2 separate regions of the Homo sapiens genome follow, and region 2 is linked to region 1. Evidence: read pairs that join two places in POLR2A ChIA-PET (ENCODE). Cell type or tissue: CD4-positive, alpha-beta T cell. All regions are shown on one strand. Links, peaks and the distances in the headings refer to the core of each region. The heading gives the core; the rest is flanking DNA. Region 1 overlaps UBR4 (ubiquitin protein ligase E3 component n-recognin 4). Region 2 overlaps UBR4 (ubiquitin protein ligase E3 component n-recognin 4).

The links. ChIA-PET counts read pairs that join two places held together with the same protein. Peaks named below come from ENCODE experiments on the same cell type or tissue, not always from the same donor. Only the 100,000 strongest peaks of a DNase experiment are listed, where the experiment ranks them.
Region 2: POLR2A ChIA-PET joins it to region 1 with 5 read pairs; 4 of 35 experiments call an interaction of 5 or more read pairs at or near these places.

Annotation. Positions count from the first base shown.
Region 1 is chr1:19,072,419-19,088,026 of GRCh38, reverse strand. It overlaps UBR4 (ubiquitin protein ligase E3 component n-recognin 4), which reads left to right. Exons shown (of 106, transcript NM_020765.3): 99 at 98-211; 100 at 1,206-1,348; 101 at 1,757-1,882; 102 at 3,329-3,523; 103 at 6,454-6,678; 104 at 9,961-10,051; 105 at 11,125-11,287; 106 at 13,131-13,517. The coding sequence ends at 13,195. Among named protein-coding and RNA genes, the nearest start is that of IFFO2, 120 kb to the right of the region's middle. RefSeq lists enhancers at 1-356, 5,733-6,932 and a silencer at 10,455-10,623. In CD4-positive, alpha-beta T cell, for the core only: no CTCF peak of the experiment used is centred there; a DNase peak (open chromatin) is centred at 13,376; H3K4me3 peaks cover 620 bases; H3K27ac peaks cover 1,268 bases.
Region 2 is chr1:19,128,544-19,144,046 of GRCh38, reverse strand. It overlaps UBR4 (ubiquitin protein ligase E3 component n-recognin 4), which reads left to right. Exons shown (of 106, transcript NM_020765.3): 55 at 1-67; 56 at 2,270-2,400; 57 at 2,523-2,700; 58 at 3,155-3,259; 59 at 4,827-4,964; 60 at 5,866-6,040; 61 at 14,973-15,069. Among named protein-coding and RNA genes, the nearest start is that of UBR4, 74 kb to the left of the region's middle. RefSeq lists an enhancer at 3,925-4,674. In CD4-positive, alpha-beta T cell, for the core only: no CTCF peak of the experiment used is centred there; no DNase peak of the experiment used is centred there.

The DNA of each region.
Region 1 (15,608 bases), core at 10,609-15,608:
GAGGTAGAAGGTTAGCCCTGTTCCTGAGCATCTCCAAGCTAGGGTGGGAGAGGGTGTGTGGAAATCCCCTTGACATGCCACCGGGGTTCCCCTACAGACAAATGAAAAGGGCCAGGTCGTGACCAAGACAGCACTCCTGAAGCAGATGGAAGAGCTGATCGAGGAGCCTGGCCTCACGTGCTGCATCTGCAGGGAGGGATACAAGTTCCAGGTACAGCTGCTGGGCCTACGGTCGGTCCTGAGGGCCCAGCCTGACCCCTTGTTCTAGGTAGCATCCCCCTCCTCCAGGCCATTTTGTTCTTAGCTAGGCAAGATCAAGGCCTGCATCTTAGGAGATTAACAAAAGGACCAGCTGTCCTCTTTAGAGGCAGGAAGGCGAGCTCATCCGAACTTTAGACTTTGTTATCTTTATCATCATCATGACAAATGCTGCTCATTGGATTCTTCCTATATGTGAGGCCTCATGCTCAGAGCTTTGTGTAAACTGGATAATTTTATTTAAACCTGTAAAAAGTCTCAACTTGTGGTTAAGCAAACAAAGGTCACATGGCAGAGCCAGAATTCCAGCCTAGGCTTCTCAGACTCCAGACCTGGGCTTTTAAAAACATACCATGCTGCCTCCATTCAGGGTAACTGGGGAGAAAATCAGAACTTTCTAGGCTTATCCAAACTAGATTCCACCTGAAAGGAGCAGAGCAGCCAGTGACCTGCTGGCTCTCCTGAAGGCTCAAAGGTGGCCTCTTCTTTCCAGCTGGAACTTACTGCTTAGAATACAGGCTGTGAAAGGGCAGGTGCCTGGGCCACAGGGCTCGTTAGTCCTGCGTAATGCAGGCTCTTCAGAGCTGCCCAGCAGGTTTTGAAAAGCAAGGGAATATCAAGAAGTCACTTCTGCATTTTCAGACAGATGAAGCACAAAGTAAAGAAAGATGGCCGAGGCTTGCTTATGTGTATGCCTCTGCATCTGCACCGCATCCCCTTCTTGCTGGTTGCTCCCATAATCCTTGTTTCACTAGGGCTGCGGCCAGCCAAGTGCTTCACCAACAGACTGAGGGGCTGGCCTTACCTGCTCTTCTGAACTTCCCTAGTGAGAGCAACCTGAAACCCAAGGCATTGCCCAAGAAGGGCGGCAGTTCCCCTCTATTCTGCTTCTCCTGAGCCTGACTTGGAGTTTCTCCTCCCCTCTCCTTATGTTGTCGTCTTTGCAGCCCACAAAGGTCCTGGGCATTTATACCTTCACGAAGCGGGTAGCCTTGGAGGAGATGGAGAATAAGCCCCGGAAACAGCAGGGCTACAGCACCGTGTCCCACTTCAACATTGTGCACTACGACTGCCATCTGGCTGCCGTCAGGTAGGCCCTGGCTCTTGCGGAATGGCTCCTTCAGTAGGCCTGCCTGTGGGCCTGGAGCGGGTGGGACTGCCATCCTCGTGGTTTTAAATCTGCTCCTTAGTCTCTGGAGAGTAGGGTGTTCTGCCTGACACCATATAGGTCCCCAAGCAGTTATTTGAATGATAGGAAAATATGCTTTGGCCTGGGCCCAAGGCTAGTGAGAACAGCCCTGCCTACCTGAGTCAGCAAAGCCAGTGTGTACCACATTGAGGCTACAAATAGCAAATTCTCTTCGCAGGGTCAGGAGCCTGGGCCGACTGACTTCTTAGTGTTGGCATGCCCCCACCCCCACCCCCGCCCCCCCGCCCAGGTGCCTGGTTGCCACGTTAATGCCAGCAGTCGCTTGTCCCTGCTCTCCTCCCTATCCAGGTTGGCTCGAGGCCGGGAAGAGTGGGAGAGTGCCGCCCTGCAGAATGCCAACACCAAGTGCAACGGGCTCCTTCCGGTCTGGGGACCTCATGTCCCTGAATCAGCTTTTGCCACTTGCTTGGCAAGGTGAGTGTTGAGTATTTTTCATGGTGGAATGGAGGGGATTTGCAGGGGATGGGACAAGACCCGCTATCAGCCCAATCCCCTGGTGACACCATTTCCTGTTACCTTCCTTGGGAATCCATGTCTGTCTGCTTGCTGACTGGGGAGCTGTCCAGAGCATACAGGGTGGGGGATGGAGGCTTACTCAAGGGGTGACCTGACATGGCCCACCACAGGGTGGGAGGAACCAGCACCCTTAGCTTCCAGGGTACCAGATGAAATTTCTGGGTCTTCACTATTCCTTTGCTGATCTTATGACAGAAGATGTGGGGCCAACTTGGTCCTTGAGGCCAGAATTTCTGAGTTCACTTCTACAGTGTGTGGCTCTGAGGTTTAAATACGAAAGTGGCTTAGTGGCAGGGGGGATGTTGGGCTCCTTAGAAGGCCTTCCTGGTCCTAAAAACCCAGATAAGAATAGCTAAAGCATCTGTGAGGTCCTCATGTCTTGCTGATGCCTTGTGGAGTGGTGCCCCACCCCAAGTCCTATTTCAAAGCTCAGGGATAAAAAGATGCCTGTCATAAAACAGGCAGCTGGCAGTGACAATGGAGAGCATGTTGAAATGCTTAACCTCTATTCTTTTGTTTTGAGACAGGGTTTTGCTCTTGTCACCCAGGCTGGAGTGCAGTGGCGTGATCTTGGCTCACTGCAGCCTCCGCCTCCCAGGTTAAAGCGATTCTCCCGCCTCAGCCTCCCAAGTAGCTGGAATTACAGGTGCCTGCCACCATGCCCAGCTAATTTTTGTATTTTTAGTAGAGACGGGGTTTTGCCATGTTGGCCAGGCTGGTCTGGAACTCCTGACCTCAGGTGATCCACCTGCCTCGGCCTCTCAAAGTGCTGGGATTACACGTGTGAGCCACTGTGCCCGGCCAGGCATGTATTCTTGTATACATTGTACAGATGAGATGCAGAGTTTGAGCAACTTGCTCGAGGTCACCCAGTTAATAAGAGGCACAGCCCAGATAGATGGGAATGTGTATTGACATAGGAAAAACAAAAGCAAAAACAAAAAACCCTTTTATTTGGAGATTGAAGAGCTCATTCTTATGGACAGGTCACTTTGTCAGTCAGAATGGATGAGTTCTACATTGCTTCCTCCAAAATGTACTCCACATGCAGCCACGGTATGTCCTACAACATTAGTTCATTAAGAAATGGGCGCCCAAGAGTGGTGGGCTCTCATCAAAACTTGGCGAGTGTCACGTTCAGTCACTGCAGAAATGAAAACGTCCTATGGCCTTGTCGTCCTGCTGGCCCCAGCCTTGGCCTCAACTTTCCCTTGTATTCTTGTCTCCGTTTGCAAACCTTTGCAGCCATCAGGCCTGGGAGTACTGGAAGGAGGCTCTGTCTCCCAAACTGGGTTTTCACCAGGAACTCACTTCCATTTCATTGTTTGTTCTGCTTCCCTCTAGACACAACACTTACCTCCAGGAATGTACAGGCCAGCGGGAGCCCACGTATCAGCTCAACATCCATGACATCAAACTGCTCTTCCTGCGCTTCGCCATGGAGCAGTCGTTCAGCGCAGACACTGGCGGGGGCGGCCGGGAGAGCAACATCCACCTGATCCCGTACATCATTCACACTGTGCTTTACGTCCTGAACACGTCAGTACCCTGTGTCCCAGGGGCGGCATCTCGCAGACCCACCCTGCATCCCTCTGCCCGAGATCCCCTCAGCTTTTTCATAGCCTCTCATGCTAGTTCCGGAGCAAGCGTCTGGCCTAAGGCAGCCTTTTTGCCGAGGTGGGGATGCTCATCTGCATTCTTTTAGGGCCATGCAGAAAAAGCAATAAAGGGAACTTCCTTCCCCCAAACTGCCCTGTCTCCCACCATGGGCAGCCCAAGACCGCATCCTTGGACTGACGTTCAGCTCACAGGGGAGCAGGAAGTGGGAAAAGTCAGGCCACTGAAGCCTCTACTTCGATGCAGCGGCTACTTCTACTTTCCAGACTGTTCTCTTGAATGGGGGGAGGCCACAGGTCGGAGCTGTGCCCACATCATTAGTCAAGGGCATATAGATTGTTACAGGTGATGGTTTCCCATCAAGGGGATGCAGCAGAGCTGAGGACCCAGTTCATAAATGGAAAACTGGATTTGTTATCCCTGTTTTCTCTACAGTGGGTAATGCTTCTGGCAAGTGTGAAGGGAAAGGGAATGTTCAAGATTATCTGGGAAAGTCAACCGACAAGGAAGGCAGCCAGGAAAAAAAAGAGATTGGTAGTTTTATCCATATGCACATTATGGGACAGTTAGGTTGGTACCTGGAAGTGTAATTTTAAAGAAGCACTTAGGCCAGGCACGGTGGCTCACGCCTGTCATCCCAGCACTTGGGAGGCCAAGGTAAGAGGATTGCTTGAGCCCAGCCTAAGCAACATAGCAAGACTCTGTCTTAATGAAAAAAACAATTGTTTTAAATTAGCCAGGCTCACACCTGTAGTCCCAGCTATTCGGGAGACTGAGGTGAGAGGATGGCTTGAGCCAAGGAGGTTGAGGCTGCAGTGAGTCGTGATCACACCACTGCACTCCAGCCTGTGTGACAGAGCAAGACCATGTCTCAAAGAAAAAAAAATTAGGAGATTGACTATCCTTTAGCTCTTCCATTTAATTCACTGTTTCATGCTTGTAGGCCCCATCTCCTAGCAAGAGGCTTACGGTTCCCTGTTGAAAGGTTGTGTACAGCTCACCCCGGGTAGCTGCAGCACAGTTTAGGCAACAGGACAATCTGTCTCTTGTCTTTTCTAGTTCTTTCTCTTCAACAATGTTATCTTTTCCTTCCCTCCCATTTCCTTGTGAGTTAAAAGGCTGACCTCGAGACCACAGGCTTCATTGTTAAAACACGCAGGGGCAGGTTGACATCAGAGTGCATTACATCATCTGCTGAACTGCTTAGACTGGCGGGAGCAGCACCTGGCAGCACTGATGGCGCAGACCTTCCCACTGTCCAAATTTCGCTCCTTCTCAGTGTTCCTGGGGCCCTGGACAGAGCCCTGGGTGACTAGGTGTCAGTATGTTTCTGAACAAGCCAGACATTTGTAATTGTCAGGTCCCTTCATTGGAAAGGGAATTGGCTGTCTCACAGTTTCTTTGGTCAGCCAGAGGCTGACCCAGAAGCTTCACAGAGAGGCCTTGCTTCTCGGCCCAGACTGCTTCCCAGTCGACAGCTATCCAATTGACATTGGTGGGAGCTTGGTCACAGTGGGGCTGAGTGCCTTTGGTGGAATATTTGTTTATGGAGGCAAGTATGTCACAGCATGGCCACCGTAAGCCAGACCAGAGCCTGAGCAGATCCTGCAGCAGCCAACAGCCTCAGATTCCCTACAGGGCTGGAAGATCAAGTTGAATGTATCCATCCATGCCCATCTGCAGGCAGCAGAAGCAGGCAGGGTGTCCTTGCACCCTCTCCTCCTGCTTTCCCAGAGTCCAGCATCTGTGCCAGTGCCACCTATAGACCTGGTAACTTTTTTTTCCCGGTTCTAGTGTTGTGTTTGTCCCCACCTCTCCCTACCAGTGCCCCATGGAGTTAGGATAGGGCATCAAGCATTCATGGCATGAGAGCACCATTCAGGATCTAAGGAGAGAGTGTACCCAGAAGCGTGTCATCAGGAAGGACTTAAGTCACCTCTCAGTGCTGATTCCGTGACCTTTTGTCAAAGCTTCAGCGTGGAGAAGGAGGTAGGGTTAAGATGGACAGGCTACCTGGCTTCAGAACACAGTTTTTTCCACGATGTGAGACTTGGGCAGAATCCTTACCTCCTCTGTACTGCAGTTTTCTGTTTCTTTAAAATTGGGATAGTGGTGGCACTATCCCATAGCATTCTTGTGAGTACTAAGTGAAATAATCCCGTAAAGCACTTAGAGCAGTGCCTGGCACTGAGTCTGGTGTGGTCATCATCATCATCATCATTGCAACTTAGGACGCATGAGGACAAGAAGCAGCGCTCATCTGGAAGAGGCTGTTCTAACGAAGGCGGGAGGATCCTAGATCAGAAGAAGACAAACCGGAAGAGGGAGCCTAGGAAAGGAACCACATGCACATTTAGTGCAAACCATGTAAACATAACATAACAAGACTATGTGGAGCAAGGGGGAGTCAGGCTGTGGACCCACCAGGGAATCTTGATTCATGTTTTTGGCCCCATCACTCACTAGCTTGCTGACTTTGGGCAAGTCACTTCACTTTTCTGGGCCTCTGGAGTTACTAGCACAGTTCCATGTTGGGGAGATTGTGAACGTCCCTGATATATGGTGCTCAGGAACCAGTAGTTGCTTGGAATTGTATTAGAGCTGGGGTAGGAGCTAGACATGGGGCCAGGGAAGAAGGGAAGATGCCGCGAAGAAGGGCCTGGAAGGGGACGAAGGGCGTGGATTATCAGAGGAAGTGGGAGTAGTCGGCAAGGATGGGTGGGGAGTGTTGAGTCATCCAAGCGTTCAGCAAATGTCACAAGACAACGACAAATTGAGCAAATTCTTCCTGCTCTTGCTGCCGGGTCCTGCTTCCACCCTGCTTTTATTTTATCATGCCGCTTTTCTTCTAGAACCCGAGCAACTTCCCGAGAAGAGAAGAACCTCCAAGGCTTTCTGGAACAGCCCAAGGAGAAGTGGGTGGAGAGTGCCTTTGAAGTGGACGGGCCCTACTATTTCACAGTCTTGGCCCTTCACATCCTGCCCCCTGAGCAGTGGAGAGCCACACGTGTGGAAATCTTGCGGAGGCTGTTGGTGACCTCGCAGGCTCGGGCAGTGGCTCCAGGTGGAGCCACCAGGTCAGTACCTGCTTCCGGAAGCTGCTGCTCACTATTTCCCATCATCAGTTTTGAAAAGCTGCTTAGTGGTACGCACGTGCTAGGTGAAGGCATGCTTTGTGACTGCGGTGGTTGACACCAGCCCTTCTCCCTTCTCAGTCTGTCATGTCAAGAGTCTAAGCTGATGGCTGGCAGGTTGCCTGGTCATTTCTGGGTTTTCTGTTCCGCTACTAGAAAGGTAGAGCCAGTCTTACCTACTGTAGAAAATGTTAGGAAGGCAGCCAGGCACAGGGTGATAAAACCAATGAGATGATCAGGGCTAAGAACAGTAATCAGGTTTTCCACATCTTGCTGGTGTTGGCATAAGCCAGGAAAGTTTCAGTGTGGCCACATGGGGTATTTTCTAATAATTAAAAACTCGTCTTCATTCTCTCTTCTTGGTTACATTCCTATCCCATGCGTCCCACATTCCATGAACCTTTCTTCCTCTAGACCACTCTCCTATACGTGTGGACACCTCCCCAAGAAAGAGCATGTCAGAAAGGAAGTGGTCTTTGATTTATGACCTTGGGCTGTGATTTGGGACAGATGGTCTCAAGAGAAACAGCTGGAAACTGCCACCACAGCATCTCTTTGAGGACCCCCATGGATTGCTGTGCGCAGAGGAGACCCCATGGGTACCACTCAGGCTGCCAATGGCCCCACACAGTCTCTACCTTTCCTGGGGAGCTACGGAGCAGGCTCTGGGTTTGGCATTTTGCTTCTGTCCCTCGAGTGAAATGTGCCTCTGCTTCATTTCTGGAAGATCGGGTTTGTGATTTTTGTGATTCTGCTTTAGCCCAGGATTCGAGGGATCATGTCCACATTTGTAGGCCATCCAGGGAGCAGAGAGAAACTTTTAGGGCCGTGATAAAGACAAGCCAAGTGGAAAATAGCCTGTGCCCTCATTGGCACACCTGGTGTCTTTATTTCCATTAGCCCTGATTGATCAAGCGTTGCTGGTCTGTGGGCACTTCACGCTCCCAGAGAGACCAGATTGGAGCTGTCCTGTTGAATCTGGCCTGTACCAGATCATCACTGGAGAGTGGGAGGGGGCGTCTTGTTAGATTCCTAGGTAACCCCTGCCCCCATTCCTAACATATCACTTTCCAGTATTTCCCAAGAGCCTGAATTAATAGTTAACTAGCTGCTGGAAATCAAAAGTTAGATCTTGAGAATACTAAGTTGATAAGTCAGGCTTGGCCAGTATCCATATGCTGCATCCACAGCAAATAGAGTGGCCATTTATTGGGCACAGTCTCTCCATGGCGGGTGTGCAATCTGAACCCACAGGAGCTGTTTTGCTCTCACTTAGGAGACTAGCATTCATTATTGTCCCAGGCAGTTCAGGAAAAGCTGATTTGGTCACAGCTTAATTAGGAAATCCAGTGTGAGCTACTACATTCATGAGTTGCTGTTTTCTCTGTAGCAGTTTCGTCACCTTTACTAATTGGCCTTAAATAATTAAGTTGGGCAGGGTCACTCAGGATTTCTGCTTACCAAAGCACAACAGCCACAGCAAAGGGCCAAATACGGCCGTGGTCCGGGGCCGTGAGCCCGGCACTCATCAGGCAGACTAGGAAAGGCACTGTGGGTTAGCCCGATACTGGGAGGAGACCCATGGGGGAGAGACCGCGGCTGGAAGGGCGTGTAGAGATATCATCCTGATGCTGGGGCAGCCTCACTGGCGGCAGGCTTTGTCCTAAGTCCTGTAAGTCATGGGGTAAGGGGTAGTAGCAGAGACACAGAAATGTAGCTCAGCAGAAGCTGGCCTCTTCTGCACACTTGACATTCAGAAAAAAAGTTCCTCTGCCAGGAACTTGCAAGTACAAAGCCTGGGACATTCTCAGGCGTCTGTCAGAACTTGATCTGTTATCTTGTCTGCCAGGGTAAAGAGCTGCAGAGAAATGGATTCTTGTCCTCATCCACGGGTCCACCTTCCAGGACTTTAGGCTGCAGCATCATCACACGTATGCGGGAGAGAAAGTGGGGGCTTGGGAAGGTACTGGGGCAGAGGGAGGCCACAGGAAGCATATTTCAGTAGAGAGGGAATTGTCCCCATTTAATATTATTTGTTTTTTGCGAGTTATTTATTGAATGCAGGTGTGGATAGCCTGTCTCATGCTAGGCAGCCCCTTCACTTGAGGCCCATATAGTTTTAGCTTCTATAATGAATACCATCTATGTTTCTTATTTTTATGATTCTTATATATACCCATGCATTTTAATACTAAACATTTTAATATATGTCCCTTTAGTCATGGGATGTGTTCCAGTGTGTTTTGAGGTGTAGAATACTCTGTGACAAGGGCTCACCTAGGCTTTACTTATTACAGATGTGATGGCTGTTGGCAAACAAAACCTCCGTAGAGCTTGGGTGGTAGAAACTGAATCCTGACACTGATATTTCACTGTCTGTGCCGAGGGGAGCCTGATATTTCTGTGTTTCATACTGGCTCTACCTGGTGTAATCATTCCTCAAACCTCAAACCAAGAATTCTGCTGAGAAGGCAGTGGACATTGTTAGAGGCAGTCTCCCCCTGCCTGTCGCTCCCCATATTCCAAGGAACTGGCTGGTCTTTAATCCTGAACTGAATCATTGGATTAAGTAGCAACGATACTGGTTAGAAACAATGGGGTGTGGTGAGCAACTTGGATTATCCCAGGATTTAGGTGATGTCAGGGTGGCTGCATGCTCCATCTTAGACATTACCATTGCTTGATACCAACTTCCTAGCAGCTTGCTGCCATTTAACACAGCACATGTTTGACAAGTTACCGTGTTTGACTGGTTTAGGTCTGCTGGCTTTTAAGAAATTTCTCCTAGTGGGAATGTAAAGACTGAATTAAAACCTTGTTTCCTACCTCATTTATTAGGTTCCATCAAATTCCAAGAGCTTGTCGGGGCCCAAACACAAGGGATACATAGGAATCCTTTGCCTTTCTTTAAGTCACTAGCCTTGCATTTGCCACGTCTGCCCTGGCGATGTCTCCCCCGGTTCCATTTTACCCTGATCTGGAAGATGAGCACTGAGAGAATCAGATGAATTTCATGGAGCATTTTTGTAACCAATAAACTTCTGGGTCCCAGGGCTCCAGAGGTTCTTGCCCACAGCTGCTTTTTTCCAAGCAGAAGGCTAGTCGCTGGAACTCCGAGATGCATACACCACTGTGACTCTTCCCTTGCTCCCAGCATGCCTTGCTCTGTCCTTGTGAGTATCCTCCTAGGGACTTCATGTGATGGAACTGGATTTTCTTTTCCAGGCTGACAGATAAGGCAGTGAAGGACTATTCCGCTTACCGTTCTTCCCTTCTCTTTTGGGCCCTCGTCGATCTCATTTACAACATGTTTAAGGTAAGGAGGCTGTCAGAGGCCCAGTGGGTTTTGGCAAGAGTGTAAAATGTCTGCACTCCTGTCCCTGACTCTGCCTCAGCACCCACATGGCTGCTCCTCCGCTGGGCCTGGGGGCGCTTTTTTCCTAGAAACAAACAACCCCAACTGTGGGAGGGATTGACACTGGCAGCCTGGAGCCTTGTGTCTGTGAGGTACATTTGTTTTGTTTGGTTTTGTTTGGTTTGGTTTGGTTTGGTTTTTTTGAGACGGAGTTTTGTTCTTGTTGCCCAGGCTGGAGTGCAATGGCGTGATCTCGGCTCACTGCAACCTCTGCATCCCGGGTTCAAGTGATTCTCCTGCCTCAGCCTCCCAAGTAGCTGGGATTACAGGCAGGCACCACCACGCCCGGCTAATTTTGTTTTTTTAGTAGAGATGAGGTTTAACCATGTTGGTCAGGCTGGTCTGAAACTCCTGACCTCAGGTGATCCGCCTGCCTTGGCCTCCCAAAGTGCTGCTATTACAGGCATGGGCCACTGTGCCTGGCCCACATTTGTAGCTGAGATCACTCCTGTCACCTGCTCCCGAGCCTGCTCCAGACTCGGCTGTGCAGGAAGACCTTCCCCGCCGGGTCTCTCTTTGCTGCTCTTGCCGTGCTATTGGGATAAGCTCTGTTGCCCTGAGTGAGTCTGACTTACCGCAGCCAGCTTATAACAGGACACTCCTCTCCGGAGAGAATCTGAGTTTTTGAGTTGGTTCCTTTCATCATCGGAATGAGACAGCTCATGGAAGCACATTGACAAGTCCCTTTGCTCTGGGGAATGCGAATGGGAAGTGTACGGGGAGGGAATGCAGCCACTTGTTGGAGCCTGTAGCTTCAGGTGACACAGTGCCTAATAAGGAGGGCCTAAGAGGAATGAAGTGAAATTGTGTCGTTCCTGGAGACAAAACGCACGCTCTAGGGTGCCTGTTGGTATGCTTTGGTGTAGGTTGGGAGGGCTGTCCTTTGAGGGGTTGAAATGGCCTGACTGACTTGAGGCGGAAGATGAGGCAGCAGTAAGTCACCCACCTCTCTTGTCTCCTGTTGATTCTCGTAGAAGGTGCCTACCAGTAACACAGAGGGAGGCTGGTCCTGCTCTCTCGCTGAGTACATCCGCCACAACGACATGCCCATCTACGAAGCTGCCGACAAAGCCCTGAAAACCTTCCAGGAGGAGTTCATGCCAGTGGAGACCTTCTCAGAGTTCCTCGATGTGGCCGGTTAGTGTCAAGGTTTTCTCTTTTAAAGATCCTCCGCAGCAAAGCCCCATGTCTTCCTCCGTGGGTCATCCGTAGCTTTATCTTCACGACCAGAGGAAACGCAGTATGAACCAGCCTGTCAGCTGCCACTGAAAGCCCTGGGAAAGATGCGTAAATAGCAAGTCACCGATAACGAGAACAGCAGCTCTAACATGTACTGAGCACCCCCTCTTTCCCCGACATGGGCTGTTCACTGTATGTGATCTCAGCCCTCGAGGCAGCCCTATATGAGGCAGGAGCTTTGGTTATCCCCATTTTATAGATGGGGTAAATGAGGCTCTGAAGATCAAATAAGTGGCCAAGGGAACATAGCTAGAAAGTGATAGCATCCCTGTTTGAGTCTGTTTTTTAATGGCAGTTCAGAGAATTAACATGCAAATTGGAATGCCCCTGTCTTCCTCCTGCGTCTTAGGTCACAGTTGACCCCAGGGAGGCATGGGCGACCCAGCAGGGCCGCTCTGAACTGTGGGTGTGGGAGACGTGGTCAGACAATTCCTTATCCTACTGCTAGTAAAATTGAAATTCTTTGTGTAACAAATTTGTCATTCTAATTGCAAACAAACACATTAGAATTGGTTTGTATTTCATAACCAAGCACCAAGTGACAGCAGGGGGAGGTGACTTGGCCCGTGCCTGGGAAATCCACCTAGGGTTAAAAGACAGTGCCCTGTGAGGTTGTGGGCGCCGCGGCATTACAGCCCCCATCAGAGCACCCGCCCTACAAAGGTCAGCTCCCCAGAGCCAACGCACAGGTAACCAAACCTGCCAGCTCTTTTTTATGATCTTGTTTCATTTTTTTATGGCATTCGTTGTGGGAATTTTGTAAAGTATAAAGAAGCAGGAAAACAAACTCCCCCCAGATCCCACTGTTAGGAGAACGCCTCTGCTAACATTTTCTCTATCTTGTTATCCTCTGGGAATGAGACCCACTAAAGGGCTAGAGTGTTGCTCAGTGTGAATTCCTCTTTCTTCCCAGCTCAGAGCCAGCTGACCGATTTTCCCAAACAGCTCTGTGCCTCCGCATTGGCTGCCCCTTGCAGTGTCCTCAGCGGAAGCTCTGTGCTGGGATGGTCTTCGTCGACCTGGTGCCTGCCTCCGCGTCTGGGCGGGCCTGTGCTAACACTGCTCACCTCTGTGTGTTTGTTAACTCCACCACCTCTTTACGGCTCCCACTGGCTCTGTTTCAGCCTAGATGTTTCACCAGCATCATACCTTAGCACATGCCTCGCGTTCTTCCCAGAAAGTCAGCCCTGGGACCAGGTGGGCTGGTAAAGTCCTCAGTGCTGGGCCCTGTGCCTGTTGCATGAGCCTGTGTCACTGTGACTGTGGAAGTTGGAGCTAGTGAGAGGAGGAGGAGGTGGGCAGAGGAAGGAGGGTCCCTTGGGCTCGAGCTCCACATCAGCCCTGAGCTGCTGGCAAGCACCCCTGGCCTGCAGCCAGGGAGAGCCAGAGCCTTTGCCAGGCAGCGAGCCTCCGTGCCTTCCACTCCTAGGTCAGGTTTTGACAGCACCACTTTATTACTTTGTTTAAGCTGTTAGAAAATTTCAGAACATCAGACACACCCTATTCAAATGTGAGAACAAAAACACCTTCCAGCAGTGCCTGCTTCTGGAACAGGACTCCTCCTGCGGAACAGGGTTTTGCTCAATGACTACCTCCCCGGTCATGCTGCTGTCCAGTGAGCAGCCGGGCCAGAGCTTGTCGGACCGCAGTGTGTTCTCTGCTAGATGCGGCAGCTGTGACTCAGGGGGAATGGGGGCTGTATGCCTGCTCCTGACACACCTCTGCCCGTTGTGCTTTGCAGGTCTTTTATCAGAAATCACCGATCCAGAGAGCTTCCTGAAGGACCTGTTGAACTCAGTCCCCTGACCACCACACAGCAGCTGCGGCGGCGAAGACGAAGCTGGCTTGCCTTCCACCCTCTGTTCTCCCTCCTTGTGCATTAAGTTCCCTCCGCGGGATGCTGCATTGTTACCCCGCCCTCCCCTCTCTCATTTTTCTTGGTGTGGCTTGGGGTTTTTAGGCTTCCTGTTTTATCTCGTGTGTGTGGTGCACCAGCTATGAGGTTGTCTGTAACCCAAGCCATCAAAGGGCCTGTACATACCTAGGAGCCATGAGTTGTCCCGGCCAGCTTCATACTTGAGTGTGCACATCTTGAGAAATAAACAAGTGACTTAACACACATTGAAAAGGAAGGTGTTGCCTGCTGCTTCAACTCGTCCTCAGTGGCGCAGGCCAAATGGTTTCCCTTGAATGCACAGCCATTTCCGGCGTCAGCCCGGGAAGACTCATGTCAGACCCGCTGTCTCCAGGCCTGTTGTCAGCGCTAAGTGCAACCTGTCTATTCTTGGCCAGCAAGTTGGGGCACCACATTGGATGGCTCTGATTTTTCCCAAAACAAAGCCCATGCCTTGCTCTTAATTTTTTGGCCTTAAGAGCTGGAACCCAAAGACACGTGGAGCCCAGAGCTTTCCTAGCCCTCGGCTGAAGGAAGGCTCGCGGAGTAGGGCACAGTCTTGTTGGACCACAGAGGCCTGGGGAGCATTTGACATTCTCATGCTGCTGTGAATCGGGAATCCCTTGGTGACTTCTCTCCAGGGTTGTCATGTTAAGAGAGGGCCTGGGGCAGACTTAGGATCAGGATAAAGAGAGTGGCTGCTATTGACATTGCCAAGCACCCAGTGTATCTTATTTCTAATCTCTTTGCCCATGAGCCAGAGCCGCTTGCCCAAGGGCTCCCAGCCAGGGGCTGTGGAGTTGTCAGGTTTGTGCCTCCGAAGCTGTGTCCTGACCACTGTGGCTGCCGCTCCTGGAGGCCTCAGACCTGCTCCCCTACACACGTGGGCAGCAGGACTCCCGAGGGCCTCTCCCCAGACTTCGGGAGAAGGCTCACCTCGTGGGAGGGAGGGCTCGCTCATGCCCATCTCCTTTCGTTCTTTGCGGGCCACTCGGCCAACTGACGTCGGCCTCTCCTGTCTGGATGTCCAGTTTCTGTGGCTCACTCCTCAAGCCAGATCATCTGGGACTGAGGGTGGCCTCTGGGCTCCTGTAGACTTCCACAGCCAGGATTTCACATCCCTCCCCAGAGCCTCGGACCGAACAGCCACAAGCAGCCATGAGTGTCGTGCCTGGACTAAGCTGGAGAGACAAAGGCGTTTGTGGCAAGGGCCCAGCTGGAAGCCCTGGCAGGCCAGAGCATGCATGTGCTGGCTTGCACGAGCATACTTTGGTGTTTGTGTTGGGGACACCGGGCTTCTGAGGGACTGGCGTGGCTCCAGGGTGGGGAGCAGCCTGGTTGAAGCGCGGCCAGGCACTCACTCTGTTGTTCAGATCCCAGCTCCACTGCCTGCTGTGTCCACAGTCTCCTCACCTGTCAAATGGGAATATCTATGTGGCGGGAGGGTGCTGAGGTTTCCACGAGCTAATCTGCCTGCTGTGTAGTAACTAGTAGCTTTTCTTACTGTTAGTGAACTTGTTTTAGTCTGAAGGAAGGCACCCATGCCCCAGGTGAAGTCCAGCTGAGTTCAGTGAGGACGATGGAGACCCTTGGTCTTGGCACCCTTCTGCCTTATACTGGGAATGCCTCAGGCTTGCTCCTGCTGTGTGTCTGTGGTTGCCCACTTTCTGCTGGTCTCCGAGAGACTGATTCAGGTGTTCAGGAGTCTGTTCGCTATTACATCACCTCCTTGTGAGAAATAAAGTGGAGCAGCCTCATCCAGACAGCAAAGCAAGGAGGGAGCGTGAGGAGCAGCCAGGTGAGCTGGTGGCATGGGGCCGCCTGTGCAGAGGCCGGCCTCGCTGCTTCATGTGGCTCAGGGAGGCTCAGCACGTCCGTCATCACACCTCAGGGCAGCGAGAGTGGACCTGGTGCCTTCAGAAGCCCACCCGAGGCCTGCTGCTCTGGCCTGCAAAGGTGGAGTCACCAAAGCTCATTACAAAGTGTTTGCTTATTTTTGTCTGCCCTGCATTTTTTTATTTCTTGCAAAGGCCTCAGAGGATGTGGGCCCCAGCCCAAACACATCTTGTTTTCACTAGTAGAGCTTTTCCTAGTGTCTGCACAGGGGTGCTTCCAGTGGCTCTGCCATAGCCCCAGACAAGCTGCTGACACGGCAGCCATGAGGTCTGGGACAGGTTCCAGGGGGTGCTTTTGGCCTGCTCCAGCAGGAGTGGAGGCTGGACTGGTCTCCAGCAGGAGTGGAGGCTGGACTGGTCTCCAGCAGGAGTGGAGGCTGGTCTGGGCTCCAGCAGGAGTGGAGGCTGGTCTGGGCTCCAGGAGTGGAGG
Region 2 (15,503 bases), core at 6,563-11,562, 60 kb before region 1:
CTAAGGCCCAGGAACAAACGGAGACATGTGACTTTACCCTCTTCCCCTCGAAGCAACACTCCAATGGGTAATATGAGGTCTGGGTTTAGGCTCAAGCCTGTATTTGGGAGGAGGGGAGAGAGGGAGGTACAGTAGCATTGGGCATGCTGCTCATGTTGACCAAGGTCCTGGAGACTTTATGTATCTGTCTTTTTTCTAATCCTACCTCACCCCATAAAGAATTTAGGTGGCACATCAAAATGTATATAGTAAGTAGGATAAAAATAAAGATTAAAGGCCATGGGAAAATAAAAGTACCATAGTAAAATCAAAATACAGAAAATTCACATCACAAAGGTCCTGCATGGTTGGTAAGCGAGGGTCTTATATTTGGCTGAAAGCTTCCTAAGAGCCATAGCAAAAATAAAATCACAGTGACCAAAGACAAAACAGAAACATAACTTTTCTTGGGATAGAAGCTCTTCATTAAATGTCCATTTTGTTGCCAAAGGGGCAGAATCCTTAGTGGACTTACCTACAATAAGTTGGATAGCAAATTTCACAGGAATTTCCCTCACAATACACAGTACACAATACACAATACACAATACAGTCAAGGGCATAACATTTTACGATTCAGTAAAAGCAATTCTAAAAGGTGTCTGAATAACAGAATTATATAATTCTGGTTACTTGGCTTGATTTAGAAGTAAATTTCAAATGAAAGTCACTATGTACTTTTAAATTTTCTTTCTTTCTTTCTTTCTTTCTTTCTTTCTTTCTTTCTTTCTTTCTTTCTTTCTTTCTTCCTTCCTTCCTTCCTTCCTTCCTGCCTTCCTTCCTTCCTTCCTTTCTTTCCTTCCTTCCTTCCTTCCTTTCTTTCTTTTTTCTTCCTTCCTTCCTTTCCTTTCCCTTCCTTCTTTCTTTTCTTTTCTTTTTTTCTTTTCTCTTTCTTTCTTTCTCTCTCTCTCTCGTCTTTTTTCAGAGTCTCACTGTGTCACCAAGGCTAGAGTGCAATGGTGCCATCTCAGCTCACTGCAATCTCTGCCTCCCTAGTAGCTGGGATTATAGGCGCGTGCCACCGTGCCCAGCTAATTTTTGTATTTTTAGTAGAGACAGGGTTTCACCATGTTGGCCAAGCTGGTCTCGAACTCCTGACCTCAAATGATCCGCCCGCCTCGGCCTCCCAAAGTGCTAGGATTATAGGCGCGAGCCACTGCTCGGCCTGTACTTTTAAATTTTCTAATAGCAATATTATAAAGAGTAAAAAGTAAAATTGATTTACTAATTATTTAATCCAGTATATCAAATATTATATCTACATCTTGTCAATATAAAAAATTTATTAGTGAAATATTTTGCCTGTTTTGGTACCATTTTGGGAATCCAGAATGTATTTTACACTAGTGGCACATCTCCTTTTAGACAGCCATGTTTTAAGTGCTCAGTAGTCACATGTGGCTGGTGGACAGTGCACATCTAGAGGATTGTACACAACTTTGTGACTTTCAGAAAATCTTCCTTGCATATCATTTATCTTGCCTAAGCTTTTGGGTTAGGCAGCAGTTTGTGGCTCTTTTCCCTAGCAAGAACCTAGAGTGGAGATAGTTTATGTTTCTAACGGACATATTTACAAGCTTTAGCAATCCATCGAGTGGAAGGTGAGGTCTCTATCCTCTTCTGACAATTAGGAGTCTCACCTGGACATCTTCCTTATTAGAAGGCCTTCTCACCTTCACACAAAAGTGGGCACAGGCAGGACCTGCAGTGGTGTCCTTGGTTTCCAGTCAATGGTTTTACACTTCAATTCTGGTTCTTCTCATAGTAATTACGTAGTGTGAAAATCTCACTGACCTAGTTGTTTTAGAAAAAAATAGTGAAATAAATTCTAATCTGCCATGACAGACAAAAGGTAAAGATCCCAATCATATGATTTTTCCTGTCTTATCCAAGGTCTCCTGAGAGTTAGCGTGAGTTTGGGAGGCCTACTGGTTTTAGATCTCTCACCTTTATGGAAATCCCTTTGGAATCCAAGTTTGTTTCCTTCACCAGCTGGAACATTTTATTTTTGTGGGGGGCAAGCTGTCGCAGCCAACTCCATCTTCCCAGATGCTGTAGGTCCAAGAAGTAAGAGAACAAGGCCAGGCATAGCACCCCGGAGTTCTCCCGCTAAAGCCCAGGGTGCTAGCTGGTAGCTTGTCTTGGGTTTTTGTTGCCACCTGACTTATGGCACCATGTGCCAAGGGAGGAAAGCAAGCACCTTCAGGTGACTGGGGTTTCTTTGACTCAGGAGACAAGGATGATGATGACGATGATGATGCAGATGAGAAAATGCAGTCATCAGGGATCCCGAATGGTGGTCACATCCGTCAGGAAAGCCAGGAACAGAGTGAGGTGGACCATGGAGATTTTGAGATGGTGGTGAGTCTCTGGCAGCAGGAGAAGGGGAGGAGGAGCTTCACAACTCTCCTCTAGCTCTTATTCAGTGGACTTCCAAAAGTTACCACTTACCATGGGACACTGACAGAGCTTTCTCTCTGCAGTCTGAGTCGATGGTCCTGGAGACAGCTGAAAATGTCAACAATGGCAACCCCTCTCCCCTGGAGGCCCTGCTGGCAGGCGCAGAGGGCTTCCCCCCCATGCTGGACATCCCACCTGATGCAGATGACGAGACCATGGTTGAACTAGCCATTGCCCTGAGCCTGCAGCAGGACCAACAAGGTAGAAGGCCATGCCAAGAACAAAGCGGCCCATTGGCCTTGCACAGGAAAAGAGGGTTTGGCAGTTACTGATATCCAGCTGACTTAGTTTGTCCCCAGATATGGGGAGAGGTTGATCTGGGTGAGAGCTGTTCAGAGATACAGGTGGAGAGTGAGAGGGATGTGGTGGGAATTTCAGTCTGAGTGCCAATCTCATAGTTTCTGCCAGTTTGGGTTATTTCCTCTTGAATCTTAGATTCCTCCAGCCTGTGTCCTGCCTGAGCTGAAGGAAGCATTCCACCATCTCTGTAACTGAACTTGGTGGGTGGACAGCAGTGGCTGCTAGCTAACTTCCTCTAGGCCAGAGGGGGTCACATGCTGGTGTTTGGAGACTCTTGAGGGCAGCAGGTGGCCAAAGCAGCGCTGTGGATGGGACCTGGAGGGGATGTTGTGCTCACTCTCCACTTGTTTCCCAGGCAGCAGCAGCAGTGCCCTGGGCCTGCAGAGCCTGGGACTGTCCGGCCAGGCACCCAGCTCTTCCTCTCTGGACGCAGGAACCCTCTCTGACACCACAGCATCAGGTAACTGTCCACAGCAAGGAGCACGGCTCAGGGCCCCAGGACCCTCAGGCCTTGTTTCCACTGCTGTGAGAGTGTAATGGGCAGCTGCTTTGACAGGCCATTCTGGACTTCCTGCTTCTGCCTTGGCTTTAGAAAGATGGGTGTGGAGGGTGTAGTGCTGTGGCTCGGCCCCGCCGCGCACAGCTCCGCTTCCTCACACTTTGCATGCTGCCTGGCTTCAGCTACTTCCCCACGGAAAAGCCGAGAGAGCGGCATGCAGGCTGATCAGCTACAGGGCTTCCACTTCAGCTTCCAGCGTTCTTTGTCAGAGTTCTAACATTTTAGACAGTATTAAAAGAGAGACAAGAAATAGAACTCATACCTTTTACCTTTTTTATCTTCATTTGCAAATAAAAGGAGAGCTATAAGAAGCTAGATTATACTTCAGAATTCTTGTTCAGTGTGACCAACCATCAGGATCTGTGAGCTTGAGAGAGAGGGTTTTTATGGACAATTAAAATCTATAGCAAATCTCCAGAACTCATCTTCTCTTTATTTTCAATCTTTTCCCTAATCTGATTAAAAAAAAAAAAATGTTTCCTGAATAGAGAGTTGGACCAAATGGAGATACCTGGTCAACCCCTGAGTAATTTAAGGGTTGATTTATAGTTTTTTAGACTGATGCTTCCTTGTGTTTGTTTTTTTTCTTTTCTTTTGGAAGTTTTAGCCTGGGTAGTTAAGAAAGGGAGAGAGCGGCTGGCCCCACCTGCTGCCATGGCTTGTTGCTTTTCTTAGGTCTCTTTAGTTGCTGTCATTTCAGGCTCTGAGGTTGCTGTTGTGTTGTGCCAGTCGTGTTCCCGCTGTGCTCTGTGGCTGTCTTGGCTTTCCTCCCCCATGTATCTCATCCAGCATTTTCCTCCTGTCTCAGCTCAGCCCTGATCCTGGATGCTGTGGCTGTCTCTGGGGAATTTCCTTGCTTCATTATTAGCATCTGATGAGGATGATTAGGAGGTGTGAAATTTCCCAATGAGCTCCCCTCTGGACCACTTGCTAAAAAAACCAAAACAGGGTTGATTCAAGAGCTCATGCTAAGTGATTTCCTAACATAAGCAAAACTTGACTGATTTCAAAACAAGTCTCATTAAAATTCAGAGTTCTATGCTTTGAATGGTAATGGCTAGTTTCAGATCTCTCAGCAGGTGTCAGTAACACCTAAACAATGGTGACCATGAAGCATTTTAGCTAGAAAACTCAGCGTCCATGTCACAGATTCTTACTGAATCTCTGCACTGTTCTACTTGCACTGTAATGTAAAACAGTGAAGGAAATACCCAGTGAACTGGGTTTTCTTCACTCCTGTCTAAGTACTGTTTGCAATGCACCGTGTATAGTGTTTGTTCCTGTTAGTGATTAACCAGCAAAGCAAATCTCTCCCTTTTTTCTTTGACGACAGGATATATAAACTGCATTGTGTCCTATGCACTATGTGGTTTGATGCTTTCATCCCAAGGAGGGGTTTTTTTTGTTTTTTGTTTGTTTGTTTGTTTGTTTGTTTTTTAACCTGTAACAGCTCTCGTTACTCTCTCAGCTCCAGCCTCAGACGACGAGGGCAGTACAGCAGCGACAGATGGTTCTACCCTTCGGACCTCTCCTGCTGACCACGGTGGTAGTGTGGGCTCGGAGAGCGGGGGCAGTGCAGTGGACTCAGTGGCTGGCGAGCACAGTGGTAATGTGCCATGGCGGGGGTCCTGTCTCCTTGGGCAGAGGGTGGGGACAAAACAGGAATCTCTGCTTGGGTCTTGGGGTTGGTTTTTGCAAAGAAAAGGTATAGAGACTCATTGAAAGTCTTGTGGACTCTCTGAAAGTCTTGTGGAATTCATTTGGCCTCAGTTTTCGAGTTTCAAATGTTTAGTGGCTTAAGCTCAGGGGGTTAGTATTGAAATATTTTACAGATATTTACTAATTATCTGTTAGTGGAAAAAAAGCAATGACATGCGTAAGTCTTTTTTTTCCTCTCTGAAACTGCGATAATATGCATAATTATAAGTCATGATTAGCCTAAAACAGTTATTATGTGACCTTGAAACCCATTATCCTATGGTTTCTCCTCATTTATTTGGGGAAGGGTTTTTTTTTAAGCGATCTTATTGTTAATGATCTGATGTGTTAACATAGCAGACCATCCCCACAGTCTACTAGCTGATGAGGTGGGGCTCTAGAATGAGGGAACATGACAAAGCCATTTTGGTTTGACCTTCCATATCAGTCTGTGGTTAGCAACTGGATACAATTTTTACAGAGGAGATGAAGAGCAGCTGATAATTTCTAGATTCCCCTATCAGTGTATGTTTCCTCTGAAGTATGAGATAGAAATGTATTAGCATCTGAGATTAAGATCATTCATATAGGTGGGTCTTACATACTGGGGAAGGGTGAATGGCTACTGTGAGAGTGATTTAACATAGTGCTGTGGGGTCTTACTTAGCTTTACATATAAGACAAAAATGCTACCAGTTATTGTCTAATGCTGTCAGTTACTGTCTTAACTATTGCTGCTGCTTTAGAATGCACTGGGTTCCTTCATGCTTTGGGAGTTGATTTGTGCTTTTTAAACCATTTCCCTCTAGTATCTGGCCGGAGCAGTGCTTATGGCGATGCTACAGCTGAGGGGCATCCGGCTGGACCAGGAAGTGTCAGCTCAAGCACTGGAGCCATCAGCACCACCACTGGGCACCAGGAGGGAGATGGCTCCGAGGGAGAAGGAGAAGGAGAAACTGAAGGAGATGTCCACACTAGCAACAGGTCAAGACCTAGTCCTTCACAGTTAAGAGGCTTGCCTATCTGAGACTATTTCAGGAATAGTAGGACTGATCAATTGCAGGAGGTAGAGTAGTGATAACAGCATATTTCTTTTGAAATATAAAGGTGTAAACTTCTGAAACAGTTTAAAGTCTTAGGAAGTGCTCTAGGTCTGTCTTTGTCTTCGAATTATATTAATTACGGAGAGAATAGAAAGTGGTATTTCTCTTAAGGCTCCTCTAAATATCTTAGTAACTGTAAAGTGATTGTCATAAAAACATGTCTTCCTTACTCAAATCTTTCCAGTTTCATCAATATCTGTACACTCAATATATGGCATCCTCTTTACAAATGGCACCGCTGGAGGCTCAACATTTAGGTATACGTATTAGGTGTCCTAGAAGCGCTCCTTGTTCAGCATGTTTGTAAGGTAAAGGAGAAATAAGACATAGCAAATATATGCATATGGCTAGAAATACCAGTGGTGGAGCATTTTGAAATTGAAAGTGGTCTATAAAATCCTAATCCATTTTTGTGTTGGGGTTTAGTACTAGATGGTGAAGTGAATGTATTCTTAACCCAGAGATAACTAGAGAAATAGAAGAAAAACCTGAAAATAAGACTCATGATACAATGTTTGTTGAATTTGTTGAGGTCAGCAGTTGTTACATTAGTGTAAAAATAGTAAGTCAGAATTTTTTTTTTTTTTTTCGAGACTGTCTCCCTCTGTCACCCTGGCTGGAGTGCAGTGGTGTGAACAGTGCTCACTGCAGCCTCAACCTCCCAGGCTCAGGTGATTCTCCTACCTCAGCCTCCCGAGTTGCTGGGACTACAGGTGTGCGGTACCACGCCCGGCCAATTTTTGTATTTTTTGTAGAGATGGAGTTTTGCCCTGTTGCCCAGGCCTGATCTGGAACTCCTGAGCTCAAGTGATCCACTCACCTCCACCTCCCCAAGTGCTGGGATTACAGGTGTGAGCCACTGTACCTGGCCCAGAATTTTGAACTATATGATTTCTATCAGGTAAAAAAAATGGTGCCTGATGCAGTCAGGCATCAGAGACATTTAAAGGGGGCATCAAAGAGTGCCTTCCACGTTCCCCGAATCCTACTGCTTGAACGTAAGCCGCTTAACATCTCTGGATGAATTTCTCTGGTTCTGTTAATAGATGATATTTTGATAGAGTTTTAAAAAAATCTTCTAACATTTTTCTTAATGTGATTTCTAGGTTAATTCCCTTATGTTCAGTTAATTTGGTCTCTATGATTTTTTAAAAAATTTACTTTAAACATTTAAAATCCAGCCTGCTTTTGTCTTCTATTTGATATAGTTGAGTTCATTTATAATTAATGTTGATTGCTAACAGATTTGGAATGGATGTATGTTATTACTTTGTGCTTCTTATTTGTTCTATGTGTGTCCTTTTCTTTGTGGCCTTCTTTTGAGTTGACTTGCTAGTTTTTTCTTCCTGTTTCTTTCCTTTTTTCCTCCAACTCTGCAAGTTTGGAAGTTGTTTACTCTGTTTTTAATCTTTCAGTGGTTATACTATGCATTTTAACATGCATACTTACCTTATCCAAAATGAAATTTAACTAATAGCTGTACCTTCTTCCTGAATAATATGAGGATCTTAGAAGACTTTACTCCTTTGTGTGTTTTAACTTTTTTAATGTCTTCTTAAAGCCTTTAGGATTTTATAGTTTATAAGGTCAGTGTTTGTTAAAGTTTTACTCATATGTTTACCATTTTCTGTGCCTAACATTTCTTTATGCCTCTGAGACCTCCCATCCAGGATTATTTTTTTCCTAAACGATATCATTTAGATTTTCCTTTAGGGAGGTTTTCTGATTTACACTATCTCAGATTTTGTTGGTCTGGAAATACCTTTATTGAACTTACATTTGGGGATGTATTTTTGATGGGTATAAAATTTTGTGTTGGCAGCACCCCCGACCTCCCCAGTTGAAAATGGTATTCTGTTATTTCCTCGCTTTTGTTATTTCCAATGAGAAATCACCTCCTATTTTAACTGTTGCTTCTTTGAAAGTAATGTCTTTACTGCTGCTTTTAAGATCTTCATTTGTCATTATTTTTGCAGTTTTACCAGGATATGTGATTTATTTCTTTACATTTATTTTGCTTAGTAGTCTTTGGGACTCTTGGATGTGTGGGCTAGTGTCTTTTATTTTGGAAAAATCTCATCTATTAATCTTATCAGATATTCTTTTTGTCTTATTTTCTGTTATTTCACTTATTTTCTGGGATTTCAGTTAAATAGATGTGAGACCATCATATTCTCTTCTTCATGTCTCTTAGAATCTCTTTTTCTTTTGTGTTTCTTGTGCTTAATTATTTATAAATTTCTTGATCTATTTGAGTAGCATTAAAAAACATCAAATAGGAATAAATTTGAAAGATATGTAAGACTTCTACTCTGAACACTGTACAATCTAAGAGAAATTAAAGACCTAAATAAGTGAAGAACTACATCATGTTTATGGATTGAAAGACTCATTGTGAAGATAATTGTCTTCAAATTGATATAGAGCCATATAATCCTAGTCATAAATTTTGGCTGGAGTTATGTGTTAAAATTGACAAGTTGATACTAACATTTATGTCGATTAGCCAAGGCAGTATTGAAGAAAATTCATAAATTTAGAGGACTTTATAGAATTATAGCTTATTATAAAGCTATGGTAATTAAGACAGTGTGATAATGGTATGAAGATAGACAAATAGATTAGTGGAATGGGCTGGAGTTCAGAAACAGCTTCTCACATACCTGATCATCTGATTTATAACAAAGGTGACACTTAGGTACAATGGAGGAAAGGAGGGTTTTTTCAATAAATAATAATGGGTCAGCTGGAAACGCACATAGAATAAAATGAATCTTGACTTGATCTTATATGCAAAAATCAGTTGAATTATAGATGTAAATACAAAGAGTAACATTTTATTGCCTTTAAAAGACAAAATGTCTTCATAACTTGGGTTTGGCAAAGATTTATTGAATAGGACACAAAAGCATTAAAAGGAAAAAAAAACCTATAAACTGGACTATATTCTCAGCAGCTATTCATTTTCTCCTCCCCTCTTCTCAGTATTAAGATTTCAGTTAGGTAGTTTTCCTTATAGGCTCCTAGGCTAGAGTGGGGTCGGGGGTGCAGGTGCAGGGAAGAGTGTGAAGGGAAGTCATGTATTACAGTTTACTTTTAAAATGAGGGTATAGCCTTCTGTGGTTCTTCTGTGAGGTTCTCTTTGAAGACCTTCCCCACTGTCCACAGAGGAGGTCTAAAGAAAAAAAAAAAAATGAAGACCTTCCCCACTTGAGGAAGATCCTTTGCTTTTATTTCTATTCCAAATGCCCTGTGAGGTCCTGGCAGCCAGAAGGTCAAGTTGCCTTCAGAACATCTTGGCCTTAACTTTTCAAATTTCAGATTTCCTAAACTTTGTCTCTGAGTTCTGCTTACATCTTTGGCCAGTAACTTTTTAATTGCTAGTGAGCTCATTATTACTTTTATTTTGACTATGTATCTGATAATCTTTCTTAGTTTACTTATTCTTGTTGTTTCTTGTTTTGTTTTCTTTTAAGACAGTCTCACCTGCCCAGGCTGGTATGCACAATCATAGCTAACTGCAACCTTGAATGCCTAGGCTCAAGGACTCCTCTTGCCTCAGCCTTCTGAGTAGCTAGGCACATGCCACCATGCCCAGCTATTTTTATTTATTTTTATTTATTTATTTATTTTTGAGACAGAGTCTCACTCTGTTGCCCAGGCTGGTGTGCAGTGGCACAATCATAGCTGATTGCAACTTCAAATGCCTAGGCTCAAGGAATCCTCCTGCCTGAGTAGCTAGGTGCTTGCCACCATGCCCAGCTGTTTTTAAATTTTTTTTTTTTTTTTTTTTTTTTTTTTAGAGACAGAGTCTCACTCTCTTGCCCAGGCTGGAGTGCAGTGGTACAATCTCAGCTCACTGCAATCTCCAGTTCCCAGGTTCAAGCAATTCTCAAGCCTCAGCCTCCTGAGTAGCTGGGATTACAGGCATGTGCCACCACACCTGGCACCCAGCTAATTATTGTATTTTTAGTAGAGACAGAGTTTTGTCATGTTGACGAGGCTGGTCTTGAACCCCCAACCTCAGGTGATCCACCCACCTTGGCCTCCCAAAGTGCTGGGATAACAGGTGTGAGCCACCGTACCCAGCCTAGTTTTTTTTTTTGTTGAGACAGCATCTCACTATTGCCCAAGCTGGTTTTGAACTCCTGGCCTCAAGTGATCCTCCTGCCTCAGCCTCCCAGTGTTGGGATTACATGTGTGAGCCACTGCACCCAGCTCATTTATTTATTCTAATGATAGATTCTAGTGGATTTTCTGTATCCACAATCTTATCACCTGCAAATAACAGTGTAACTTTTTTCGTTCCAATCTTTATACTTTTTAATTTTCTTTTCTTGCCTTATTGCGTTGGCTAAGACCTCTTGTACAATGTTGAAAGAAGTGATGATGATGAACATTATCTCATTCCCAAACTCAGGGTGTAAAGGTTCAATACTTTCTCATTAAGTATGATGTTAGCACAAGGGTTTTTTATGGATATTTATCAGATTAAGGAGATTTTGTTCCTAGTTTGCTGGGAGATTTTTATCTTAAATGGGTTTTTCAAGATTTCCAGTTTCTTGTGTTTCATGTATTGAATCACTTATATGGTTTTTCTTCTTTATTTTGTTTAAGGTTATAGATTACGTTAATTGATTTTTCTATTATTAAGCCTATTTAGTCATGATGTATTTTCCTTTATATCATGTGACCTGATTTGCTAATTTTTAGTTTAGGCTTAAAATTTTTCTTTGAGATGTCTTTGTCAGGGATTGGTATTCACATTATTCTGGCGTCATAAAATAAGTCAGGGCATGATCCCCTTTTCTCTTGCTCTAGAAGAGTTTGTATAAGATTAGTATTATTTCTTCCATAAATTCTTAGAGAAGTTCACCAGTCAGTGAAGTAATCTGAGTCTGGACTTTATTTAAGGGAAGATTTAAAATTAGGTGTATTCTTTAAATGCTAGAGAATTATTTTTATTTATTTTGGTTTCAATTTTGGTATATCGTATTTTACAAGGAATTTGTTGATTTTATTAAAGTTGTCAGTTTTACTGGCGTGAGCCTGTTCATATATTTTTCTCTCATCTTTTTAATGTCTTGACAATCTGTAGTGATTTGCTTTTTTTCATTTCTGACAATAGTAACTTATTCTTTGTCAGTCTTGCTCTAGGGGTTATCAACTTTATTTGAAAGAATTGGCTTTTGGTTCTGGTTTTTTTCTGTTGTATGTCTGCTTTCTATTCCTGCTTTTTATTATTTCCTTTCTTTTACTTACTTTTTTTTTTTTTTTTTTTTACCATTTTTTACTTTTTTTTTGTTGTTATTGTTCTATTGTTCCTGTTCTATTTCTGGCTCATGAGATACAAACCTAAATCATTTAATCATATGTATTTTAAACCTACTTTAAAAATACATATTCAGCCAGGTCCAGTGGCTCACACCTGTAATCCCATCACTTTGGGAGGCCGAGGCAGGCTGATCACTTGAGGCCAGGAGTTCAAAACCAGCCTGCTCAACATAGCAAAACCCTGTCTCTACTAAAAATATAAAAATTAGCCTTGTGTGGTGGCGTGCACCTGTAATCCCAGCTACTTGGGAGGCTGAGATAGGAGAATCACTTGAATGTGGGAGGTGGAGGTTGCTATGAGCCGAGATCACGCCACTGCACTCCAGCCTGGGTGACAGAGTGAGACTCTGTCTCAAAAAAACAAACAAACAAAAAACCATATTTGAAGCAATATATTTTTCTCTAAAATTCCATCTTAATCTTGCTTTGGCTGCAGCTCACATATTTTGATAATGTTGTGTTTTGATAATGCTGTATTTTCATTGCTATTCAATTCAAATTATTTTCTAAATTCTGTTGTAATTTAGTCTTTGGCCCATGGGATATTTAAAAGTATGTTACTAAATTTCTAAACATTTGGGAATTTTCTAGTTATCTTTTTGTTATTGGTTTATATTTTAATTTTACCATGGTTGGGAACATACTGGGTGTTTGTAGATTTTTTTGTTTGTTTGTTTTTTCAGACGTAGTTTCACTCTTGTTGCCCAGGCTGGAGTGCATTGGCATGATCTTGGCTCACTACAACCTCTGCCGCCCGGGTTCAAGCGATTCTCCTGCCTCAGCCTCCCAAATAGCTAGGATTACAGGCATGCGTGACCACGCCCGGCTAATTTTGTATTTTTAGTAGAGATGGGGTTTCTCCATGTTGGTCAGGCTGGTCTTGAACTTTTGACCTCAGATGATCTGCCCACCTTGGCCTCCCAAAGTGCTAGGATTACAGGCATGAGCCACCACGCCCAGTGTATTTTAGATTTTTTTTGAAATCTCTTGAGACTCATCACTGCTTCTAAAATGGTGTTATATCTTAGGATTTTCATTTGTTTTTAGGAGTAGGGTGAATTTAGGTAACCTAGCCATATTGACAATGGAATTCTCTATAGTGGTTTTAAATTAACCTTTTTTCATGAATAAGTTAATTAAATAATTGGTTAATGAATTATTTTTAAAAATTTTGGTTTTATTTTCAGTTTTTGCTTGGTTGAAACATGAATTATTTTAAATAAAACAGAATTTTACTTTAAGTCACTAAAGAAAAGGAAACTGCAGTTTTTGGTGCTGTGTTTATTTTTTTTTTTTTTTTTTTTTTTTTTAAGTTTCAAGAGTACTGTGTAAGAGTTTGAAAATAGGTTGGGTATGATGACTTAAACCTGTAATCCCAGCACTTTGGGAGGCTGAAGTGGGAGGATCTTTTGAGCCTAGGAGTTTGAGATCAGCCTGGGCAACATAGGGAGACCCTGTCTCTACAAAAAATAAAAAAATTAGCCTGGCATGATGGCATGCGCCAGTGGTACCAGCTACTCAGGAGGCTGAGGTGGGAGGATCTCTTGAGCCCAGGAAGTCAAGACTGCACGGAGCTGTGATTGTGCCACTGCACTCCAGCCTGGGCAACAGAGTGTCCCAGGCTCAAAAAAAAAATAACAAAATGAATGAATGAATGATGTTTGAAAATACTCTGCTGTGATCTTGGTCCAAGTCTAGACTCTGCTCATTTTGTTGACTTTTTTCTTCATGTGTGTGTATTCACTTGTATGTTCTCCAAATCTGAAGATATTAATCCATCTCAAAACAAAGCCGTCTTATGTTTTATGTTCAAACTATTGAACTGCTGCTGTCATCTCACCTTTCCTCACTTGTACCTTGTTCATCTTTGAGCAATTCTTAAACGTTTGTAGTCCCCACCTAGCTTGGCTAATTATTAACAGACACATGCGTGGTATTCTGAAGAACAGTTAGCTCATTCCTTTGAGTTCTTTTTAGAATGACAATAATTTATAATTCACGTAAGACCCCGTACTTTCTTTCATTCGTTCTATTTTTAGAGACAGGGACTTGCTCTGTTGTTCAGGCTGGAGTGCAGTGGCATGATCATGGCTCACTGTAACCTTGAACTCCTGGGATCAAGTGATCTTCCTGAGGCAGGACTACAGGCACATGGCACCACGTCTGGCTAATTTTTAAATTTTTTGTAGAGATGAGGTCTTGCTATGTTTCCCTGGCTGGTCTTGAACTCCTGCCTCAGCCTCCAAGTGTTGAAAGACGTGAGCTACCACACCCAACCCTAGACCCTGTACTTTCATCCAGACTTGTATTACTTTGAAAATATTCTGGGCTGGGGACAGTAGCTCACTTCAGCTCTGTTGCCCAGGCTAGTTTGCAGTGGTATGATCATAGCTCACTGCATCTTTGAATTCCTGGGCTCAACCAATCCTCCCTTCTTAGTCTCCTGAATTGCTGGGATGATAGGCACACCACCATGTCCAGCTATTTTCTTTAAAACAATTTTTTTGGTCCTTTTTTGTATTTAAAAACATTTTGTTTTTAAGAAAAGAAAAAGACAATATTCTGGATACCTGCTAAGATATGTAACACATGCCAATCACACATTAAAAAAAATAGGTATATGGTTTCTTACAAATAATCTGAAGATAAAAATGAGACAAGGACCATTTGCTAATTATGAAAGTGAATCCATTGATTTATTCAGCAACTAGATTCTTAATCTGTATGAGATTGTGTATTAGGTGAGACTAGCAACCAAATTGTCAGTAGGACTTTAATTAATTTTCATCATCCTCTTGAATCAGCATATTAGCTAGAGATCCAGGGGCACATACTTAGTACAGAAGGTCAGCTGTATATCTGCAGATGAAGGCTAGGTAATGGCCAGTTGATTATACGGGAAAACTCATGGGTCCAGTAGGACAGTGTGGCATTGAAACAGAACATTATATTAGGAAGATGGTGGACAAGGTGTGAGAGAGTAGAGCAGTGACTGGACTTTATAAGAATTTGGGAAACGTGAGAAAGAAAGGGCTGGGTCACTGTGCAGCTGGGTGATATAGAATTTGTATATAGCAGAATTCTAGAAAATAATGTCTGGAGGCAGAATAGGGCCACATATTAGAAAAAAGCCATAAATCTTGCAGTTGGAGGTTTGGTTTTGAAACTGAGAACTACTAGGGCCTGGAGGCTTGGGAAATACTTTGAACTTCCCTGTAGTAGGATTTAATTCAGTGCCATCAGTTGTATTTTAGAATAGTTTCACTTTCTTTTAACAGAGTGGGATCTCTCCTTCTGTGTTGCTGACTGGCATACCGATTAGGCAGTTCTTAACTTTTTTTTTTAATGCTGGAGATTGTTCCTAAGCATTAGGCTTCTTGTTGACCTTGGTAGCAGGGTGGGGTTGGGGAGGGAACTGTATTCAGCTGTGTCCTGTTGGAGTACAGCTCATATTTTCTATCTTTTCCCCACCCTTTTAGGCTGCACATGGTCCGTCTAATGCTGTTGGAGAGATTACTGCAGACCCTGCCTCAATTACGAAACGTTGGCGGTGTCCGGGCCATCCCATACATGCAGGTATCTCTTAGCTCACCTGGATCTCTGTCAGGTCATGATTGGACCGTCCTTAAGCATGCCCACATCTCTCTTCCAGAGGACCTGGAAGCCTTCGTTTGGTGTTAGGCCACAGAATAATGAAATCTAATTTTTGAGCTACAAATTATAGCTCTTCATTTTATAAATGAGAAAGCTAAGGGTCAGAGAATTTTTTAAATGCACAAGTTCATCCAGGTAGTTATTGACAGAGCCAGTGCAAAAGCCCACTTCTGAGATTCTGAGTCTCTAGTCTTTATGTTGATATTAGAGTGTGGGCCAATAGCTGTTCTTCCACTCACTAGCTGTCTTCCTCAGAGGCAAAACTGTTCTTTAATTCTTAGTTTGGTGTACCACCCTTTCTCAAGCTACTTGCTTGGATATAATATAGGTTAGTCCATTAATTTTACAAACTTTTT